3 separate regions of the Mus musculus genome follow, and regions 2 and 3 are each linked to region 1. A link is a loop called in an ENCODE intact Hi-C map of the cell type or tissue named here. Cell type or tissue: gastrocnemius. All regions are shown on one strand. Region 1 overlaps Pde4d (phosphodiesterase 4D, cAMP specific). Region 2 overlaps Pde4d (phosphodiesterase 4D, cAMP specific). Region 3 overlaps Pde4d (phosphodiesterase 4D, cAMP specific).

What was found. Hi-C counts contacts between places; a loop is a spot of excess contacts. Peaks named below come from ENCODE experiments on the same cell type or tissue, not always from the same donor. Only the 100,000 strongest peaks of a DNase experiment are listed, where the experiment ranks them.
Region 2: a loop joins it to region 1, with 4 times the contacts of the local background. A loop is called at or near these places in 13 of 42 quality-filtered maps.
Region 3: it touches region 1 in a loop (6-fold over the local background); 31 of 42 quality-filtered maps call a loop at or near these places.

Annotation. Positions count from the first base shown.
Region 1 is chr13:109,611,926-109,619,925 of GRCm38, reverse strand. All of the region lies in intron 3 of Pde4d (phosphodiesterase 4D, cAMP specific), which reads right to left. Among named protein-coding and RNA genes, the nearest start is that of Gm32703, 170 kb to the right of the region's middle. In gastrocnemius, a CTCF peak has its summit at 3,814 (motif pointing left); a DNase peak (open chromatin) is centred at 3,724; H3K27ac peaks cover 1,041 bases.
Region 2 is chr13:109,747,622-109,755,621 of GRCm38, reverse strand. All of the region lies in intron 4 of Pde4d (phosphodiesterase 4D, cAMP specific), which reads right to left. Among named protein-coding and RNA genes, the nearest start is that of Mir1904, 150 kb to the left of the region's middle. In gastrocnemius, no CTCF peak of the experiment used is centred here; no DNase peak of the experiment used is centred here; H3K27ac peaks cover 5,411 bases.
Region 3 is chr13:109,732,305-109,740,304 of GRCm38, reverse strand. All of the region lies in intron 3 of Pde4d (phosphodiesterase 4D, cAMP specific), which reads right to left. Among named protein-coding and RNA genes, the nearest start is that of Mir1904, 170 kb to the left of the region's middle. In gastrocnemius, a CTCF peak has its summit at 3,805 (motif pointing right); no DNase peak of the experiment used is centred here; H3K27ac peaks cover 594 bases.

The DNA.
Region 1 (8,000 bases):
TCTGATATCTGACCCCCAAAGGGGTCTCGACTCACAGCTTGAGAATTGCTGATCGACAAGGATTCAAGAGGGATGCTACACATGAGAGAATACAGCATGAGGTCAGACTCACACCCCACCACCATTCTCCAATATAGCACATAGCACTGCGTGATGTCTTTTCCAACATAGGTTTTAGATGGCTATATTATTACATATATTTTATTCAGCTAAGCTTTTTGTTCTAACTGTAGATGTGATCTAGGATTGTTTACCTTTCTTTCCAGGGTGCCTCTGGGTTTGTGAGTAAACCCATTGCAGGTGTGAAAAGCTTAGACCCCTTGCCTGAGAATGCATAGCTATTGCACTGAATTAAGGACAGACAGGGCAATGCTACTGTGAGCAGGTGAGAGGCAGAAGTGAGAAAGCATTGACCACACCCAAGGCTTCTGGTGATGAGCAAGGACTCTTTCTTATCTAGTGTAATGTAAGGTATATTGCAGTCTTCTGTTACCTGAAAGAGTGTGTACAGAAAGAAAACATTCTATGCTCAGTTTTCTGCTGGACTCTGAACTTCCTGTGGCCTTGAGAGCCTGGGACTGCCATGTAAAACAAAGCTAAATACACATGTGAAATGAATTCTTTCAGCGTTCTTAGAAGACAGTCTTGGACTCTGTGAGGAGTAGGAGTGTGTGTGCCAATGACTGGAATGTAAATAAATGAATAAGTGGATAAGATGTGGAATGAAAAAAAAAAGACAGTCGCAGGAAATTTCATTATTTTGCTCTAAACTCTGCCTTCCTTAATGTAATAAATATTTAATTCTGTTTTGTTCCAGAAAAGACTCAAGCTCCTCCGTTTCCTTTGGCAATTAGCTTAGATAAGCTGGCTCACCCATTTTTCCACCTACACAGTGCTCAGTAGCAAATCCTTATGGTTCTCACAACTCTCTTTGTACTTGAACTTGGCTGAGACTGATTCATAGATGTGATCATGCATTTATCACTTGAGGGTATCGACACACACTTATCATATTGTTTATCTGTTTGTTTTAAAAAACAAGTCCAAATGACTATTTAAATCTGTCATTTTATTTATGTCAATTCATTTAAATTTTTAAAAGGGAGTAAAAAAAATGTATAGGATTTAAGAACTTAGAGATACGTGAGCAAAAGTTGCTGGAAAGAGGCTATGTTCTTCACTAAACCTTCGGCAAGGTTGATGAGTGGATTAAAACATCAATGACCGACTGTAGGGGGTTTGGAATGGACAAGTCCAGGGTCAGATCATCTTGGGCTACCTTCAGCCTTCCTAGTAACCATCTAGTGCCATTCTCCGTACCTGACCTAAGATCTTTCTGACAATTCGGTACATCATTTGGAATGTCTAAACAAGCACCTAGCTGCCACAGACCTAAGGCTTATTAGCCTGTAGCTCTGTATTTTTAGGTCCCACGCCAGTTGTTTGTTGGAGTTAGTGAGCGTATTAGTGACATCTCTATTGTTTTGACAACACACCAGGACCAAGACAACTTGAAGAAAGGGTTTATTTGGGGCTTACAGAGAATGATACATTCTGTAACATGGTAGGTACAGTGTGGGCGGGGTGCTGAGAGCTTAGGGCTCACATCTGGAACCACCAGGAAGAAACAGAGACCTACCTGGGAATGACATGCAGATTTTTTTAAAAGTCAAAGTCCACTCCCAGTGATATACTTTCTCCAGAAAGGCCACAACTCCTACATGTTCCCAACAGTGCCTGCAACTGGGGACCAAGTATTCAAATGCCAGGGATTTATGGGGAACATCTCATTCAAACGCCTAAAGCTAGTTAGTTTCTGTTCCAGCTTTTGACTAGTCCATCAAGTTGTCCAGTTTTCTCAATCTTTAAAATATTCAAAAGCTTTAAAATATTACAGCTCTAAAAATGAGTTTTAAAAGTGAAAAGTTTCTATATACTGAGAAGATAATTCATTCTACTTAAAAAAATTATAAAAACAGTGAACTGAAGTGTCCTAAAATTTTGCTTTGTGCGATGTTATTTCTGAGACTTCTTGTTGTCTGTGTGCCAGGACATTCTTAAGAATTTTGGGTCTAGAAGTCCAACTTAGCATAGATCTTGGCTCTCCTGTTGCCTGTCCTTAGCTTCTATGCACATATGTCCATATGTAGGGAAAGACAAGAATGGGGTGTGTGTTAAAGGGAAAGAGATGTATAATGGGAGAGAGGAGGGAGAGAATTAGGGAGAGGGATTGTGCATGAGAGAGAAAGGAAGATGGGGAAAGGGAGGGAGGGAGAGAAGGAGGGAGGGAAGGAGGAAAGGAGGGAGGGAGAGAAGGAGGGAGGGAGGAAGAAAAGAGGAGGGGAGGAAAGGAGGAGGGGAAGGAGGAGGGGGAGAGGAAGAGGGAGGAGGAGGAGGAAGAGGAGGAGGAGGAAGAAGAGGAAGAGGAAGGTCAAGAACACAACTAAGCAAGCACTATCTCTCTTTGACACGTTCTAGTACTCTCCACAGAGCACAGGGACAACGTATACTAGATATTAATTTTATATGCTCTTCTCGCTGGCCTTGCTTTCCCAGTCTCCTCTCTCCAATCTCTGGCCACTCTCCTTTCTCAGTGTATGGTCACTCTTCCACAATGTAGAACCTGAGACAAATCATCCCCCTCTGGGATTAGCAGGTTGATTCTCATGATGTATCTGCTTGGCTACAAGATTCCACTCCAATAGTCTCTGAAGCAGAATGCAGTCTCATACCCTGATCCTTGTCTCTAGCACTGACCTAAGCATCATGTCCAAAACCACGGACATTGCGATGCTAAAACAGGCTCCTGTTTGAACAACACACATTAGCCCAATGTGAATGATGAATATTCATGAAAGCATGTTTAGAAATTACAGAAAAATGAGATGAACAAGAGAAATGAAAATCATCCCTACTAGAACTAAATTGGAAATCTGGCTCATTTTCATTTTTGTATGTAAACAGATGCGTTTATGCATCTAATTTTAATATTTAATTGAGATTTTTAATGTCTGTGATTAATTTTAGATTCTATTCTACTTCTTATTTTACAAGAAGCATTTCCTCATATTATCTAACATGTGAAAATAAAATTAGTAGTTGATGCCTTGATACAATACCAAAATTTATCTAAACATTAGTTCATATGGTATATTTATGTTCCATGACATCCATAGTACAACTAATTTTGGATGGTTATCTTTGAACACTTATATTTTTAAAGTCTCAAAAGATCTCTAAAATTCAAACCCTTTAAAGCAGAAATAATAATAAAAAAATAGGCTTAATTTTAGAGCCTGAGGTATGTAATGATTTTTATTTATTTTCCTAAGAAGAATACCTTGAGTTAGCTTAAAAATTAATGTAGCAAACTACATTTGTATGCATGATTCATACTTTAAAAAATTTTGCAAATGTAAGATCATTTGACATAACTTGCTGTGTGTTACAGGGAGTTCACTCCATGATAATTAGTCAGTACTGAGAATAACAAGACAGTGATTTCTTATACGATAGGAAAATGAAAAAAATCCCACCATGAGTAGTTATGTGGACCATATTTTATAAAAGGCTGAGAGCGATAAAAGTGAAGGAAAGAAAGCCAGCCAGGAGGTTGTTATTAAAGAGACCCAGAAGTCAGCCGCTGCCGTTTCTTGTGCTCTGTGAGGACTAGAGAGCTGCAGGTCAGCATTTCAGAAAAATCATGCCCATGGGGGCACAAGGCTTTACTTGAGGCAGGTTTTCCTAATTGTAACGTTCTGTTGAAGAGAAGTCCTTGACTTAAACATATCCTTTTGTGCCCTCTAGTGTTTGAATTCACAAACACTTCGGAGAAGGTTAACTCAGAGTTCAGATGGGACTACCTTGCTTTTCATTCTGCAATTTAAAAATCCCTCGTTTCACAAGAACAGTCAAGTTGCAATACCACCTACCACTGAGCAAATCTTGCCGCGCCTGCCGCCTTCATTTTTAATGAACAAAGCCTTATTGGCACATGTGCCACAGCCCTCTAAAGGGTCATATGTGGACAACTGCATTTTTTCTTCAGGACAGAGTTGAATATTGACTTACTGGCTGACAGTGCAAAATCTTTTACTATCTGGATTTGCATCAGGTGACCCTTGCTTGGGCCAGAGAATTCAGTATTACGTTAGAGACTGTTAACATTTTAGAAATTAAAAAAAAAATGCCATTCCTTTCTATCAACCCCCGAGACCCTAGTAAAAATAGATAGTTCTAAGTCAGGCAATTGGCTTTTGGTTCGGTGACCAAGCACTTACTTCCTTAATGAAACGCGAGCTGTCATAATTCTTGTAATATGTGCTCACTGAGATGATATACACCTGATCCTGATGACTTTGTTGCGATTATATCAGAAAGAACAAAATAAGATCAAAGGTCTTCACCCAATAAGACCAGAGCCAGACAAACTTTCAGATCCTTGTGCTAACTCACTGTGGTAGCAGCTTCCTGTCCTTAGGATTGTACCCGAGACAACCAGCCAAGCCAGAAAGGTTACACACAGTTTGGGGGCATTCTTGACCACGCCAGTTAGCCCTGTTGTTTTGGGTGAGACAGCATATTTCAGAGGGACTGTGGGCAAACCAAACCACTCATTGGCAGAAAAGGCCTCAAGTTCCAGCACCCCTTTTAAGGGTACATCCCAGTGACCCAAAGAAGTATGACAGGGATGTATCTTTTAAAGGTTCCTCTGCTACTCTCTAGATCAGACACGTCTTTATTACAATAGCCCTTTCGGGACACTCTAAATGCAAACTGCAGCATCCATATATTATTGATTAGCCGGAACACAACTGATCAACACCTCCATTTTTATACACTTAGAAAGAAAGCATTATTTTATGTTTAGATATACACACAGTATTTCTGTACCCTAATATACCACTTATTACAAATACAGAGTGTATCTGAATTTGTGTTTGAGGCAATTCTTATGCGATTGGTATTTTATGTATATCAAGGGTAGAGGGCACCAAGAGAAGGTGGTAGCTCTGTGTGGGAACGTCACTGGCTATTCAACTTATCTGGTTCAAATCGCAGGTCTTCTCATGGCTCTTTCGTGTACCTTGTACCTTTATTGAAATTCCCCTCCCCCATCACGTTTGAAATGACCACTGCATAGTTTATTCAAGCTTTTCGTAATGTTTCTCAAGAAGGGAATGCATTTTCCCTTTCTAACTTTAAATCTGATTTCCATTAGAATCCTGGTCATCACCCTTCCACCCCCCACCCCCGTCAAAGATACACAGAAGCAACAGCCTGGCCAGACAGTTTATACAACCCTTTAAACATACACCCAAGCACAAGACACTGCAGAGACTTACAAACATCCAAACCAAGTAATGGAAACCAACAGCATTGCTTCTAAGCTACAGTAACGACAGTGAACTTTCTTGTGAAGTGTCAAGAGAAACGAAAATAAAATTCAGGGCAAATTAACACCATACCTTCAATCCACAAGGGGGAAAAAAAGTATCCAGACTTACCTGAAAAAGAAAAAGAAAAGCAATAAATCTCAAAATAAAGAATTAAATTTATAATAGATAATGCAATTTTTTATAAGTATGTAGTTAGTTCTTAAACACAGTTTTCTGTAAATAACAAGTTACACTTTTTAAAAATGTATGTCAACGCCAAAATGGCTGGCAGTGGTGTTCTCTAGTGACCAAATCTGCCACTGTGTCTCATGAAAACTATACAAAGCCCCTGACCACACTACTTGTCCCTCCCAGCAGCCTCACTGGCCATCTAGCCATTGCTGGAAAGCAGTAAGGATCTTCCAGCCACTCCCCACCCTCTGTGTGCTCTCTCTTGTCTGTGCACCCCCAAGCCCCCATGAGTATCTTCAAGTCTTGCCTCTAGGGCCTTCTTTACAACAAAGACTGCCTGACTTCCTTTCTGGAAATTCCTAGCATCTGCCAGCCTAAGCTTTTAGTTCTTCTCCATTTACATTACATTTCCCATGGCATTTATAGCTCCGTAGCCCGCTGGAAACATTTACTTAATTACGTTTATGAGTCTACCTGTCCTTATGTAAGTTACGCTAAATACAACCTTCCTAGATAAGCTACCTTTTGTAGAAACTGGGGGGGGGGGTGTTCTACGTGTTTTATTCAATATTGAACACCTAGGACTGCAAAATGCATAGGAAAGAGAAGCTGTTTGAATAACCATTTCTTTAAGGAATGGAGGAATGGATAAAATAGCCACGAAAAAGCCAAATGTATTTCAATGTATATAATAAAATTTTAATTTATACATTTACTCAGAAAAAACCATTTTATTGCCATATCTTACGTGTATGTTTATAATGTAAGTAATCTGTGTTCATTACATATATACATATTTAGTTCAATGTTTAGTTAGAAATAAATCATTTTACTAAACAACTTCCATGAGAAGAATTGTCGTCATGGCTGTAGCGGCTGGCTCAGTCTTTGCAGGTTTAACTCACTGCTTCAAGGCCCTGATAGCCTTTTGTCATTGAAGCCTTAAGGCCAGCTCTGGCCGACAAAGTACACACATCAATAAAGACGGACTTGCTCGTGGGACTGGTCGAGCTCACTAGCACACCCATCAGCTCTTCTGACTTCAGTGAGGTCGCTGTGGAGCAGAGCTCCCAGCTGATTACAAGTAGCTCCAGGAAACGAGAGAGGAGGATATCCCAGTGTGGAGAAGGCTAGTCCCTCAAGCAGGAGAACTTAAACTCAGTCTCCAAAACCAAGCTAGACATGGGCCCGGACCACAGCTTACACCAGAGCTACGGGTGGAGGAGGCAGGGACAAGAGGATCTTGGAGCTCCAGCTTTGTGGTAAAGCCTTTTTTATGGGAATAAAGCAAACCGACATAGCAGGACGTCTGACATCTTCCTTTAACTGCCACACACTGGGACACTCACATTTATAAACATTCAGACAACACACATGCACAGACATGCACACACACACACACACACACACACACACACACACACACTTGTGTGCAACCAAGAATAAAGAAAATAAAATCCTTTGCTGGTATATGATTTGGAGGGGGGCATTAAGGCAATGATATACTCATCACAATGAACGGAAGAATTATGCACATATATTTTAGAAACCGTGCCAAAAGCTTGGAGGAATAAACATCCACTATAATGTGTGTGTGTGTGTGTGTGTGTGTGTGTGTGTGTGTGTGTGTGTGTATGGGGTATATGTGTGTATTTGAGGGTGGGGATGCACACTCCAATGACATCTATGCACTGGTAAGAGGAAAACTTGAGGGAGTTCTCTCTTTCCACCACATGGGTCCCAGAGATTAAACTCAGGCTTAGTGGCAAGCACTGGTACTGGCCGAGCTATCTGGGTGTAGCTTCTCACGTTGTGTTGTTCCTTTGGGGGCTAGAACCCAGGGTCTCACACATGCTGAGCAAGTTCTGCCAAGGTCCTATGTCCCCAGCCCGTTTGGGTGTCTACTCTAAATACTCATTCTCAGATTGCTTCGATTACGTTGGTTCTTAACTCTACAATCCAAACTTGTATGCTCACATCCTGTCTTTCCTCTTAGTAATTTGAGCTCTCCCTTCTTAAGGGCCCGAGTCTTTTCTGATCCCCGCCCCCTTTTCTTACTTAGCTGCATTACAGTCTTTAATTAATTAAGTGCTCTGCACATATATTAGCATGGTTTGTGAATTATTACTGTGTGCGACTTATTTACTATGAACATATGTTGCAGCTTTGGCTTTGTAGTGAAGCACTTTCTTGCTGTACATCCCTCAGATGATCAGTCAAATCGGATAATCTGTTTCTTGTGTCTTTCCCTTTGGGATCTGGCCTTGGTGCCCTCGGTTGCAGTCTGTACTTTCTGGTTAGGTGGTTTCCAGGTATCCCGGCGATGCTCTTATATCCTGCATTCCTCTCTGTTGTCACTTGTGTTGGACTTGTGGCTTACTTTAATAATTCAGGAAACAGCTTCCTGTTTCTGTTTAATAGCTGGTCACA
Region 2 (8,000 bases), 140 kb before region 1:
ATTCCTTAAAGTAAGAGTTCAAACCTGATAGTATGCATGTACAACCCCTGCTACTCAGGAAGCTGAGGCAGAAGGAACCAAGACTCAGTGCCTGCTTGCAACTACAGAGTGAGTTTCAAGGACAGCCTGGGTAACTTAGCAAGATCCTGCCCCAAAACAAATGTATTTAAAGGTCTGAAATATATTCAACAGCTTACATGAAGTTCTGTGCTCAATCTATAGTACCAATTATGTACATACACCATACACCACACACACACACACACACTCGTACACATGCACAAATAAATAAATGCCCACAAATGCCACTAGAATACTTTTATCAATAGAATATAAGATTAAATTATGATAATAATTGTAAATAGTCATCACCAATATGTAGCAATAGTTAATATTTATTAAATGACTCACTGTGCAAAGAATTTTAGAGCGAGTATCTCCTAGTTAATATCTATTTTGATTCAGGAAAGGGAGTCACAAGAAACACAAACCCTGTGTTTATAAAGAAATTTGAAGAGGATTCCAATTCAAGCCCTATGAATCACAGACGTGATTCCCCCTCTACCATGCACTGAGAGATGCCAAAAGCCCACCAGAAAGCAGCACTGACTCCACAGTGTAGCTCTCAGTTCACGAAAATATCATTCAACTGATAGTCAGACATTAATACATAATAATAAAATAAAATTAAACAACAAAATACAAACAACTAAGCTTCATCCCAGCTGTGACTCCAAAGCAGCTCAGCCATCCTGATGCCTTCACACCACACAACCTTAAACTAAATAACAGAGAAAGGAGTAAAAGAGCATTTGTGTACTTTTTGATCTAGAAATAGAATTCTGAGCTATAGTTAACTAAAGTGCTTACAAACAAGGCACAAGAGGATGGCATTCATCATCCACTTCCGGGTGTGTGGACAACAAGCAATGGAAACAGCATGTCACAGAGATATCCACAATAGTCCCCACACAGACTCACTCATCTTAAGTGTCTATCAATAGGTGGAAATATGCCTACCTCATAGGATACTACTTAGGTTTTAAAGAGAGAATCATTTGTTGTAAGAGGTATGAACCTGAGGTAGGCTATGCTTAGTGTAACAAGGCAGACAAACAGTGTATGACATCACATGCACGTGGACCCTAAAACAAAACAAAACAAAACAAAACAAAACAAAACAAAACAAAACCATGAACTTACAGGAAGAGAGTCTGAAGTGTTAGTTACAGGGGCCAGGAAATAGGATTGGGCTTAAAAAGCCTTATGGGAAATAAGTTCATGAAATTTATAGCACACATTGCTGACTATGACAAGCAATATGCACAATTTTAGATTTCCTCATCACAAAAGCAGTAACTAGATAACGTGATAGGTACATTAACAAACTCAATCCAATGTTTAGATTCATATTAAAACTATTATTGTATATCTTAAACACAGACAATGTCTCTCCTTTCTCTGTTATTTAGTTTAAGGTTGTGTGGTGTGAAGGCATCAGGATGGCTGAGCTGGTTGGGAGTCACAGCTGGGATGAAGCTTAGTTGTTTATATTTTGTTGTTTAATTTTATTTTATCATTCTGTATTAATGTCTGATTATCAGTTGAATGATATTTTCACGAAATGGGAGCTACACTGTGGAGTCAGTGCTGTTTTCTGGTTGCTTAAATACATTTAAGAATGAATGAAGAGCCTGATCTTTGAATCAACCCAACCAAATCAATCCTTAAGACCAGGTACAGTGGCACAAGCCTAGCACTTGGAAAGTGGAGGCAGGGGGATCAGGAGTTCACTATACAGTACTCAAAGCCAGCCTGGATGACATGAGACCCAGTTTCAGAAACAAGAAGCAAAGCTAGGGAGATGGATCAACCAGCAAAGCTTGCTTCACAAAGCTGAGGGCTTCAATTTGACTCCTAGAATCCACATAAAAAAAAAATCCAGGCATGGGGGTTCATTCTTGTAATCACAGCGTTGGAGAAGATGGACCCCTAGAGCTCCCTGTGAGGCCACCCACCCTACTGTATTTGGTGAGCTCCAGACCTGTGAAGAGCCCTGTCTTGAAACAAAATGTGTATGATGCCTAAGGAAGAATAGCTAAGGTTGTTCTCGGGTCTCCACATGTGTGTCCTTCATGTCCACATACATGTACCTGCACTCACGTGAACATACATACATGCATGCATACATACTTGCACGCATGTGCGGGAGCGCACACACACACATACACACACATACCTCAAAAATCAATAAGTAAGCACATAAATTACCAAAGCATAAATCCTTTGTTTTTGCTTCACGTATGTTCAGATCTTCATTAAGAATGTGCATTGAAGGCTAGAGAGATGGCTCAGTGGTTAAGAGCACTGACTGCTCTTCCAGAGGTCCTGAGTTCAATTCCCAGCAACCACATGGTGGCTCACAACCATCTGTTTCAGGGTCTGCTGCCCTCCTCTGGTGTGTGTGAAGACATCAACAGCATACTCACATTAAATAAATCATTTAAAAAAATCTGCATTGATGATAAGGCATAAAACTGAGAATTTATTACACAGTATAAGCAAACACTCTGTGGTCTAACATCGAATGTGTGCTGTAAAGATAGAAATTTTGGTTTCATGAAGGAAAAATACATGATACTGAATAAGCTCTATGTCAGTGCAAACATAATCCACTCTCACATTTGCAGACAGAAGTTTCAAGCTTCAAAGGAACTTAGTAAATGTTTGTAGACAGGAGCACAAAGCACATCGTACTATTTTGCTTAATAAAGACTGATGCATCAGAGAAAATTATCCAGGGATGCTGATGTCACAGTTGGCCACAGGGGACTGTGAGTCCTAGGCTGAGTTTGAAGTTCCTGACAGGAGGCAAAGGGCTGAGTACCCAGAGGGAAAGAGGCTACACAAGTGCCCTCACTCTGTGTTCTAGGAACAGGCTCTTCTTTCATAGTGTACGTTATTTGACAGGTCTTCCGTTTACTCTTAACGTCATTGGCCCTGTTCTCTTGGGTTTTCTCCAGAAAGCTCGTCTGTGTGGGAGATTTACGGCTAGGGAGGGCAATCTCCTTAAAGGTCTGCCTGCGGTGGAATGGGGCCAGTTAAGTTCGAAGAAAAGGCTTAAGAAAATAGAGAAGGCTTTTTTTTTTCCCCCTAAGTCTGCTATGTGCCCAGAGTGAAGGACAGACAGGATCTAATTCTCCAGACTCTGCATGAATGGATACTCTCACATTCCCACTCCAAGACAAGGAACCAGGATCTGAGAACCTGGGTTCAGAGCCAGTTGTACCCTTGGCAAATGGCAGAGATCATTAGTTTCCTGAAGCTAGCCTGAAACCTAGAGTTTGTCAGGCAGAGTGGGTACACTGGTCCCGGTCAAAGTAACAGTAAATCTAGACTGTGGAGAAGTGTTGGAAAGTTTCATACTCCTTTGGTTAGCTTATCCTTTTCCTGACATTATGTTTTTTGTGTGTGTGTTGTAAAAGAGAGAGAGAGAGAGAGAGAGAGAGAGAGAGAGAGAGAGAGACTCTCATATCATTAAAAATTAAGCTGACTATATATTTTAGTCAGAATTGCTTTGTTATTGTCATTTCCATGGCAAAATAAGCACTCAGAGACCTACGTTGGTCTCTATGGTGCTTTCTTGACATTGTAATGGGCCTTGAAATCCCAAGGCATGGAGATGTGCTATGTAGCTAAACAGGGACCTAGGCTTAAAAAGCAAGCAAGCAAACAAGCAAGCAAAAGAATCCACTGTGTTGTTTTGACCATATTGTTTCCTGCTTGCTCGAATGAATTTGGACTATCATAAGCTCCTCAGAAGTAAATACCAGAGTCTCCAGAATAATGCTGCCCAATAGAAATACTCCCCCCCCAATCTCCTGGGGAGGGAGTGGCGGGGGGGGGGGGGGTTGACTATGGTATCCACTATCCACAGGCAAATGAAACACAAGGCATCCTGAAAGCCTGCAAGTACCATGCAGGAACAAGCTGTGTGTGCAGTCTTGCTCTTCCTGGCTCACGCATGGTGGCTCACAGGTGGACTGAGAAGGACTTGGTCCACATGATACCCTGCATTTGCATTTCCCTCTTGTATTCGCAGAAGGTTGGTTGACTTGTTATGCCTCTGTTTCTACTTTCTAGACTTGGCTTCGAAGGAGAGGGTTGCTGCGACGACTGATGTGTGTTTAGCCCTGCCTTTACAGTATTTTTGGAGACAGAAACCTCCTTTTGGACCCAAGGTTGGGAAAAACCCCACTAGTCTCACAGTGATTAGGGGAAAGCTGATGCAGGGTCTGAGAGACAATCTAGTAGGGAATACCAATCAACGAAGAAGCCTTTTTACCAAGCCCAAACCGAAGCGTTCAACACACCAGAAGTCTGCAAGCAAAGCTTAGGGCCTGCTCCTTTGACTTGGATTTTCTGAAGCAAAATTATACTTGCAATGAGGCCTTTGTTCCCTGCATATCTATGATAGAGTATCTCCATGTTTCCTACTGCAGGGAGCTAGAACGATTCAGTGGCACCCCCTGGTAAAGCTTACCTCCAGGAACATACTACAGAACTACTGTTCTATCTGCAGCTGTGTCTCCTTATACGGCTCAGAGGATGATATGGGGAGAGACTGAGAATGGCTTGCAAAGGAGCCAAGACCGACAAGCAAAATACATATTTCAAGTGACTGATATGTAACAGAGAAGGCATTTATGCTGGTGTCTCAATATCGGCTACCTCTCTCCTTTCCTGGCTAGGATTTAAAAAATAATAAAGGCAAAAGTGATTTTTTTTTTCTGTCTTGTTTTCATGGATCTGTGTTGCCTTCAAAATGACACCCTAAATGGCATAGCTGCTATTCCTCCTGCTCAGCCAGTTAACAGAGTAAGCCTCAGTCAAGCACACCGGCCAGTTTTACGGTCCTTCCCTCAGAATGTGCTGAGAAGCACCCACCAGGGGGCTCCTAGAAAAACCAACTCCTCGCCTTCTCCAAACCTGCCACCATCTACCTCTTTCTAACCATGGGTCACCAAACTGTAACGTTCAGAAGGTTTCCATCCTGTGATACACCGGAGCAGGGTTCAAATCTCTGTCCTCTTCAATGCCTAGAGGAGAGTGAGTAAGGCTTGGAGAACAAAGTGAGTGCCACCAGCGCCAGGTCCACAGCTTGTTCAAACCATATGTTCTTTGCAAGTTGAAGGGGCCAGGGAGAGGCCATTGTTTTGGCTCTAGTTCTTCTCTTTGGGGCTGAGATAAATGGAAGCCCCATCCAGACTAATGGGATGGCTTTTCCCCTTGAAGATGGTGTATATGTTGTCCTGTCATTAGTTAGGTGATAATTCACATATTGCTCTCAGAGATCCCGTTCCTTTAAGAGGACGCTGGTAAATGACCCAGCTCTTCCTTAACCAAGACAATCCTAGCTGCCTTTCTAGCAGGAATCTGATGGCTTATAGGAGTGTCAGATAATAATTTTCATTATTAAACAGCTTTTACTCCACATTTATAAAAAAGTAGGTGTTACATTTCATAAACAGTGAAGTGGTAGGATTATTATTCAATCAAGTGCTTACTTTTTTTCAAAGACTTACTTAATGCCCAGTGTCATATGGCTTTTATTTTATTTTACGTATAAAAATAGTTTATTACTACACAGTTTCCTTTAGATTTCCACAACCTAGGAAATCTTAGGTGACTGTTTTTTCTCAGTTATTTTTTCACCACTACAAGATTTATGGAAAATAATATGTATGAAGATTAAAAAAGAGAGAGAGTTGGTTCAGTGGGTACAACCACTTTCTGTGCAAAACTGAGGACCTGCACATGGATCGCAACACCCACATTTAAATACAGCTAGGTACAGCTAATTGCCTGCCTGCAAACCCAGCAATGTGGGGAATGGGGGACAGGGATCATTAAGGTTGCTAACCAACAGTCTAGCTTTCAATGCAGGGAAAGACACTCTCTAAGGAAATAATACAGAGAGTGATGGACCAGATGTTGTCTGGTCTCTGCCCATGCACATAGGACCTGTACATATATGTGCATATATATCACACTCACACATAAGCTCACACATTCATACAAACCTGCAAAATAAAGACATTTGTAATCTGGCATGGCTATAATCCCAGAACTGGGAAGGCTAAGTCAGGATGATGGCTGTGAATTCAAGGCCAGCATGTATTACACAGATCAGTCAATCAATCAATAGATAAGGTGGGGGGAGAGAAAGAAACTTGTATGTTAAATGTTAAAACAAATTCCCCTGGAGATGGGTTAGAAACACATAGAAATAAGACATTCGTAAGATAGTTTGTCCAACTGCACTTTTCTCTCTGATTTAAGACAAATGTTTCTCTTCTTATATCTTCTAAGGTTTTGGGAAATGCTTTTACTTTGTCAGTGGAAGCTGGGATAGTAGAACACATGCCTCAAACACTTTGTTAATTTGAAAGCTTGCAGTGCATTGCAATAAAACCAGCCATCGTGACAACAGCTCACAGTATTAATGCCTTCACCTGGACGTTTATTTTGACCATGTTAAAGGCAATTAAAACATTGGGTTTGTAATTAAATTAAAAATATAAAATATATGTTAGCTAATATATTAAATTGCGTAGTTTGGAGACTAAAAGATCAAGCTTAGTTTGCATTTTGACATTACTCATTTTTATGAGTCTGTAATAAAATAGCTCCGTTATTGAAAAAAAAAAGTAGGAAAAAAAAAGACTTAACAAGATAGAAAGAAATAAAGTATGAAAAATGTTAGCTTGGTAGCCAGTGTCCTTTGCATACTTTGCCACCAGGCTTCTAGAAATCATAAAGATCTGTGTCACTCTGCACTAACATTGCACAGTGACAATAATACCAGTGGTCAGCTACAGAAGCAGAAGAGTGGGCCACCTAGACTGTACCTGAGACTGTGTGACTTTGGATGACAATAAAGGATCTGGGAAACCAGGTGTCCTCAGGTGAACCTGATGTCACGGCTCCCCTCCCCCACCCAGTAAGCTGCGTCTCACATGGCTGGTCTTGCTTCAATCTTCAGGATATAAATAAAATAAATACATTTACATAGAGCTTTTCAAGCTCAGTTCATGGTGCTTCTGATGTCTCAATTTTATTTACGAGACTCCCTTTGCCCAAAGAAATCGCCGATAGTTCCAATGAATAAGTAGTTAGGTCCAAACAATTTCATAAGGTTCCCCCTAACAACTCAGGACCCGTTTAGCACTGTACAGCTTCCTACTGCGAAAGGAGACTTTTCTTTAGCAATTGCTTTTTATCCATCAATCGCTGAAAACCCAGTTTTATAAAGACATGATGACTTGAAGGGCTGCTATGATCTAAAGATGAAAGCAGAAAAAATATAAAGCTGCTAGTGTTAGAGGTGACTGACAAATATTTTGGTTTCCTTGAGGAGTAAAAGCATTCCTCCCACCTGTGTGATTTCCCTCTGGGCATCACTGCCCCTGGTCCCATTAACCTAACATCCTCAGCTGGGAGAGGTCTGGAATGGGGAAGGGTGGTTTGGCTTTGATAACTTCCTACTTAAGTTGATGAAAGATGGCTCTCAATTGACAAATCAGATGAGTTTAAAAAATTTAGGAGTATATGTGATGCTAATCTGTCCTCAAGTTCACTATATCTGGAATCAACTAAAAACAGAAGCAGCTCAACCCATGTGAAAGGTTTTCTTGATTGGATCATTTGAGGTGGAATGAAACACTGTAAACCTGTGAGAGGGTTTTTTGTTTGTTTTTGTTTTTTGTTTTGTTTGTTTGGTTGGTTTTTTTTTTTTAACATTCTTGTTGCAGTGTTCATCTCCCCTGCTGCTGAGACATTCATTCTTTCCCAGGTATTAGGAACCTCTTCTGGATTCTAACATAGACTTCTGAAGACCAGCAGCTCATTAGGACTTCCCAGGGTCAATGGCATCAGATTGGGATTCCTCAGACATCCAGTTCCCTGAACTGAACAACTACCAGACTCTTGGCTTTTCT
Region 3 (8,000 bases), 120 kb before region 1:
ATGAAGGGAAGATATTACATCTGATTCTTGCTAGTAAAAATTACAACGTTGAACTAGAGATGTAGTGGTATCATGGTTGCATAGTGTAACACCCTGAGTTTGAGCACCAGCACTGAAAGCAAACAGACAGACAGAAGACAGACAAACAAACCCATAACTGTAAACATAACATTGTGTTCACATTCTTATATTCCTTGGCTTTTGACAACTTAAAAGGCATAAGTTTTTCAAAATCTAACTTCATTTAAAAAAAAATAGATCATTCTGCAAAGTAGCTCTGAGCACAGAATTCCTGTTTAGAAAAAGAGCAAATTTATAGTAATTCGGTAAATATTTGAGTTCTGTTGAACAACTGCCACTGTCTGATGTCATGATCCACCTGAAAATGGGCTTCTTTTCCTTTTCACACTATTCCTATTCCATCACTTCTTTCTCCATCTTTTGCTGTGAACACATAATGGCCTTTACAGTAGTTTCTTGAATCCATTTTCCAGTCTTTATCGAGCACAAATATCTAAAGATCTTAGAATGCAAATAATACTGACTACACATCCATCAGTAGAAACCCTTCATCTTTGCTTCAGAATAAAATAAAAACGTCTTAGCTAGACTGTAGGTCTTGATCATTTCTCAATTGCAAGAAAACACCTTCTTGTCCCAAGGTACAACTTGGACCATCCGGCACTTTACAGTCGGCTCACATTGAACTACCAATCCTCTCTGGCTACTTGCTTCCTGAGTTGTTCTCTTGATTATCTATCTCTCCTTTGCTAAGAAAACCGACATTCATTCTTCAGAACTTAGCTTCTATCTAGAAGTTTTGCAAGAAATCTCAGTCTTGGGAAGTATCCTTCATGCTCCCAATGACACTGCCCTGTTTGTTCCTTATGGTCGAGACTGACAGTTAATTGAAAACACTTACTACATGGTCTTACTGTCTAGATTTTGATCTTTCACAAAATGGACTGTGAGATATCTCATCACTTTATGTGTTCTTTCAAAAGCCTTTATTGGATGGGTCAGGAACCTATTAATATTATGATGCTAAATGAATAAGGTATTGACTCCTAATGATGTATCATTATACCGATAGATTAGTGCATCTCTCATCCTTCATCTTAGGGTCGGTGACTATTTGCAATAGATGGTGAATGACCCTGAAATGCACAACTGGCCTAGGGAGAGACAGTATGAGACTCCAGCATTCCCAACTCTAAGTGGAGCATATGTCCTGTATCCCTCTTCCAAAGGCTCAAGAACAACTGTAGAAGGGAATAGGAGGAAAGACTATTAGAGCCATCAATAGTAGATGAGTACAACAAAATATCTTCTGGATACAACAGGGTAGCTGCAATATGAATTCACAGATGTGGTGACAGCATGCACAACACTTGTGCAAATCTAAAACAGACCAAAGCCCTGAATGGAGTTGGGAGTGGACAAAGTGTCCCTCTTAGCTGAGGAACAGTAATTGTGAGTGGCTGTTGAGAGAGGGAGGATCAGTTGTCTCCAAGAGTGCAGCCCCTAATAAACGTACAATGCTTCCGTGGAAAGCCACGTTATCCTAAAATACTTGGGTAGAACATATTGACCTGGATTCAGAGAGATGTAAAGGTGGGTGTGAAAGCAAAAAGGGATGAATATGAGAAGACTTGGAGGAGAGAGGGTGAATATGACCAAAACATGTTCTACCCAATTCCCAAAGGACATATCCTGTATGTGTACATGCATGTGTAGGTGTAGGTGTAGGTGTAGGTGTAGGTGTAGGTGTAGGTGTAGGTGTAGGTGTAGGTATATGTGATGTCTCTGTCTTTTACTGGGGCTAGAAGCATAGATAAATGGTAGAGTCAAATGACTGACACACAATAGGCTCTGTGTTCAACCTCCAGCACCATAACCCAGAACAGCAAACCCCTGTACTAAGTGAGGTAAATGAACATAGAAGAAATGAAATGCATTGAGTTCAGTACAGAATTTAGAGTTGGAGGACAAAAAATAGCCATATATGCAGTTTTCAGTAGAATAGTCATTAGAACCCACAGAGACTTTCTCAAAAAAAAAAAAAAGAAAAAGAAAAAAAAACTTTTCTAGTGAGACATCAATCAACATCAAACTCAAGTCTCATCTATTCTTGAGAAAAGAGAGTGACAGCCTGGGATAGGCCAGGGGGTGTGTAGCTAAAGGAAATTATTGAATGCACAAATGAATTCAAATTAAACTGTTATCAACATGGCCCCATTAGAATCTTTATCCAGAACTGAACATGCAGCTCAATTGTACAGTGCTGCCCTACATACACAATGCCCTGGGGTTTATTTTTAGCATGCCCATGTGCATGTGCAACCACTTCTTCAAACATACACACACACACACACTTTATGGCCCATTAGGTTAAAACATTTTCTAATTTTCTTTCCTAGATTTATTCATACGCAGTGTCACCTATCAAGTGTTCTAAGTAAGCTAAGCTGGGGAGGTAGGGAACACTGAATCATTGATCATCTATGCATCACCCGAATCAAACCTTTAAGCAGGAAAGAAAAGACAAAACCAACCAACCAAACAAACAAACAAATAAACAAAAAACAGGAGATGGTATAGTGTAGCTTAGGTAATCAGAAAACTGTTTTCCAACTTCAAATTTTCTTTGTGTGTATGTGGTGATGTGTGTGGTGTATGGATGTGTGTGTGTGTGTGTGTGTGTGTGTGTGTGTGAAGGATTTTATCAATTGAACCATGTCTCCAACCTTTTAATAATTTTGTTAGAATTGTGTCATCTTATAAATATATTTATTTGGTCCTGCCAAGACACTGGAGGATTATCTAATTAAACCTTCACTTTATAGACAAAGACGGTAGGTTCTGGAAAAGCTGATTGACAGAAGTCAGTGAGCTAAGGCTTTATTGTGTATTGTTCCTGAAGTCCTCCCTGACAGAATACATGATTCCACGAGGCACGAATGAGTCAGTAGCTGTGGACCAAACAAGAGGGCTTGGGCTCATCCAGGTAGGTGTGACATGCTCTTCAGCACACTGGCTATCCTCAGGACAGCCAGGGAAGGCAGGGGTGTAGGTAGTAAAGAGTGTTATCAGGGGAATTAGGAAAGCTCTTTTTGGGTGCTATTTATAAAACACACATTTTTCAAACACTTACTATGAGTATACTGTGATTAAAAACCATAAAAGCAATAGTATTAATTCAGTCCGGGCTAACCTGTGATGTTCCGTAGAGGAGTAGTAAGTAAAGTGAGCTTTTAGCATTACTCAATACGCATTGGGAAGACCCTGCTCAGAAGAGTAGTGAGGGATGAGAATATATTTCCCTTTAAGGAGAGAGTCACGGAGGATCTAAGGATGGAAATGCTCTACAAAACATCTGTGCCTGCTTCCTCTTATTCGAAGCATCTGTGCAAGCTTCCTCTTATTATTAGCAGGATGATGTTAGGGTTAAGTGGAGCAGAAGGAGGCTTCTGTCTCCATATCCTAGGAACAATAAAGAAGATGGAAGGATGGGCTTCGGGGTTCGCTTTTTCTCAGTTTAACTGGATCAATGCCAACTGAATCATTCTCCCCCCTCCCCCAATCATTAATTTATGTTTTTAAATACAATGTTCTTTTTTTTCAATTCCATTAAGAAAATCTAAACGTATATAGACGCCCTATTGTAGATTTTTGAAAAATCATATTACTAAATATCTTAAAATATTTTGATAATAATGCTACCATGGAAATCAAAACATTTACTAAGTGAGTAAATTATACCTGGACTTTGCCATTTGTTTGCAGATGTAATACAACACTTTGTCCACTAGATGGAGAGAATGCTCTTAAATATAGAGAACCTATTATAAAGTAATAGGAAGGTCTAAATTACCTATTAAAGACTCATGCAAACCTCTTAAATATTACCTAAGATAATGCCACAAAAAACTATTAAACTGCTATAAATAATTATTAAAACTATACCAATCTGTGAAACATTTGCATGAGCTTTACTTTGAAACGGAATTCATTTCTTTCTTTTTCAAAGAGTGATCAGACTAGTCTGTAATTTAGAGGTTCAAGCCGGGCGGTGGTGGCGCACGCCTTTAATCCCAGCACTTGGGAGGCAGAGGTAGGCGGATTTCTGAGTTCAAGGCCAGCCTGGTCTACAAAGTGAGTTCCAGGACAGCCAGGGCTAATCAGAGAAACCCTGTCTCGAAAAACCAAACTGAAAAACAAAAAAGAAAAACAAAACAAACAAACAAATAAAAAACCTTAAAGGTTCAAGTGACCTTCCAGCCTCAGTCCCTGGAGTAGCTGGGACTAAAGGCACACACCATGCACACATGGTGAAGAGTTTGCCCTAGGACCAGGCTGGGGAGGAGAGGCTGAGATCAGTAACTGATATTCTATTGGGCCTTTACTTTAAAATTACTCAGGAAGACATCACTGATCCTCCACAGTACATCACTCAATGTCCGTTATACTAAGCAAAGCACCATTGATATCAGTGGTAGGCTGGGAAAGCCTTTTACATTTGGGGAATGCAAGTTTTCTCAGACTAGAGTGATTTGGGAGGTAGGCATTTAGTCTGAGGTTCCATCAGCATCCAGCTTTCCAGTATAGTAAGTGCTTCTTTAACCAACATTCATCATCAAGCAAAAGCTAGAGTACTGAAAACACTTAGCTCAAAGTATTACCAAATATCAACAGTGGTGAATAACATTATAGAAAGGTTTTATATAATGAAGAATTTAGTGAACAAGCTTGCATAGTTCTTTGTTCTTAGATTAATAGTGTGTGGGGGGGGGCACAGATATATGAAGCATAACATTTCTCAATGAGGCAGTAAAAAATCTACAAAGGAACAAAGGCCAAATGAATAGCACTAGTTATGAATAGTCCCCAAACAATAAAGCATAGTGCTGTATGAACTGGGAAATCAGATATGCCAAGAGACAACAGATATAAAGGAAGCTTAGTGCAAGGAAGGAGTAGAGAGCCCAGGCATAGCTGAAGATGCTCAAAGGGGAGCAACAGAAGCAAGCTTGGCAAAGGGTTGTAGTGAATGTATTTGAACAGGACACAGAGATAGACTGCATTCATGGGCTGGCACTAAAAAGCCATGGGGACATTAAAAAAAAAAAAGTGGCAACATTGTATGGTACAGCCAACAGGTAGGCTGGGAGTGTGAATAGAAACCAGGCCAAGGCGTGCCCACGTCAGATCGCTATAAAGAGATGTGTGGAAAGATACATGGCCATTTAGTAACCAATACCCAGGTCTGAGATGTGGTAAATCTCATTACATTCATGTGGCTTCATTTGTAAAAATAAAGGTGTTCTTTCTGCGACTGTGGAGAAAGTAGAATAGCCACGAAATAGAAAATAAATCGAGAACCAAAGGAAGAGGGGGGAGCCCCTCCCAAATAAAAGGCTTCTTAACTAAACCCTTCAACTATGAGAAGGAGGGGCACACCTTCAGAGAGGTCTTGTTCGGTAGAAACAACAAAAGTCAGTTCTTGCTTCACGCTGTGGGCTACAAATCAAGGAAACGTGAGACTACCTATTATGGGCTTAGCTTTCTGAAAATTAGCTTCATTTAAACTGAGAGCTATTTTATGCTGAAAACAGAAATGACTTGAGATGAGCTGCTCGGTTTTGAAACATGGTTTCATCCACAGTCCTTGGTATTAATAAACACACACACACACACACACACACAGAGAGAGAGAGAGAGAGAGAGAGAGAGAGAGAGAGAGAGAGAGAGAGAGATGGGGGGTGCGTCAAGGAGACAAGGAGTGGTGAGTTTCCTAAGCATCCTCTGGTTCACACAGAGGCCTGCTGAATTCCCACCAGACTCACAGCCAGTCAGGTGAAGCCCAAGACACAATATAATCTGAAGCTTGGGAACGTGGCAAAAGAATCGAGGGGGCAAAGTATCCGATCATAATAACGACATTGACAATGATGATAAGTTTTGGGGGGGTGCTTTGTGTGCCCCACATTCTGCTTTCTGCATATCACATCCTCACTAATGGAAGGGGCCACCACAGTTCCCTAGTTTTTATTTAACCAAAGGCAACCCTGTGATCTAGAAAAGTGCCTCTACATTAAATAATGTGTTGGGAGCTACTCTTCACAGGTATCTGTTTTAAACCCAAACTGTCTGACTCTAGAGCCTGGGAGAACTAACACTGTACTTATGTTTGTATTTCAATGTCTCCTATGATGGTAAGAAAACAGAAGAGCTCTTAGCATCCTTACTGGGACAGACCTTTCAGTGTTAACTCTTTGAAAGCCATATCCTGGGCAACTCATGGGTCGCACACGCCAAAGGTCATTCTGCAACTTAACATTTTGCAATTTGCTAAACCTTCATTCAAAAAAAAACTTGAATACACCAGCAGGGTGTAATGCAGATTCTTCGACAGCCCATTTGGGAGATTTCTTTGCAGGATCGGAGGATTCTCTTGGGATTAAGGGAGTGTCTGGAAGTCTGTGAGGGGAATTAGCTCATGGACAACAGTGAGATACTATAATGCCCCGTGTATTCTCCCCTCCCTCCCCCAACAGCACAGGCATTCACACGTCTTACAAGAGCTGGCTTTCACCAACAGACAGTTGTAGGAAAGTGATGGTACAACTATATTGGTCCCTTGGAGGGACCAGTAAGAGTCAGGACCTGTTGGCCTGATGCATTCAGAGATCTCGAAGGCTATGTGTGGCTGGCAATCTTTTTCTATGGAGCCTTCTTTCCTCAAGAGACAGACAGAAATCAGAAAAGCTGGACAACCAACAGGACTGCGCCCAGATCTCCCCATTGGTCCATTTTAGTGCAATCAATGGATAATAGTAATGGAGTCTTATCTACCTCCGATCCAGAAGCCGTAACTGCCCATGCCTCCTGTCTACTCACCTTGTAACTGTTTGCTAAGGGTCGTTTCTCACCATTTTTTTTTCCCTGAAGGTAGATGCTGATATTCTGGTGGGAATATTTTGATTCTCAACTATCATGTGGGTCTCTCCCTGAGCCTGCTTTGTTCCTGAGTGAATTCTTCATTTCATTTCCTCTAGCCCTTAGGATCGTATACGCAATGCCAACTGCAGGGTTGTGAGGTGAGACCCAATAAGGACTACAGTGGCTAATCTCCTAAGAATCCTTATCAACATGAGTCCCCTGGACTAAGCATTCTGTTTAGAGGCTTCCTGGGAAAGGCCTGGCTGAATGCTCAGGGGAACCCTAGGACCCTTAAGTAAAGCCAGAACGAAGCAGCTGTATACTGCTTCTGAAGGTGTGTGCTCAGGATCAGGGTGTGTTCACAACACAGGCTTTGTGGTCCACGTTTAAGGTGAAGGGATTCTAAGAGGGCTTAAGTTAGAAAAAACAGGGTTAAACTTTGAGCCATGGTTCTGTTCCTTATTAGTTAGCTAAATCATTTACCTGCTAAAGTCCCACTTCCTGATGAAGAAACACAGGTAGTTCTGAGGCCATTATGAGGATTAGAAGAGAATATGGTTAGAAAGCATTTATCTCATTGCCTGGTAGTTAGTGTATGCCCAGGATAGCCAGCGGCCAATGTTTTAGTTTTGTTAATCTTTATCTTCCACTGAGATCATCCACCAAGATCATTGTCTCTATGTGAGTCACTCTGTGTGTCTAAACACAACACTTTGGTGAAGAATCTAAATGGAGACATGAGGGAGGAAGGGACATATGGGACAGATCAGGGGAGTGTGCCCTGGCCATCAATGAGGTGTCAGATGCTGGCCCAGTTTGTTCTTACAGCTTCAGCTGTTTTGAGGGCATCTACCCTCCTCCATGATACTGGTGTGGTAGCATCCTGGCAGAAGGGTAGAGACTCACCAAGGGGAAAGAACACTTCCCTGGTAGGAAATACAGAAGGCATAGAGGTCCCCAGAATTGCTCAGGCTGTAGCTGAATATAGTGGGTAGAAACAATGTGTCAGTCTTTCATCTCCAGATGTAGTGTGCGCCTAGAGGCAATTACATTATTAT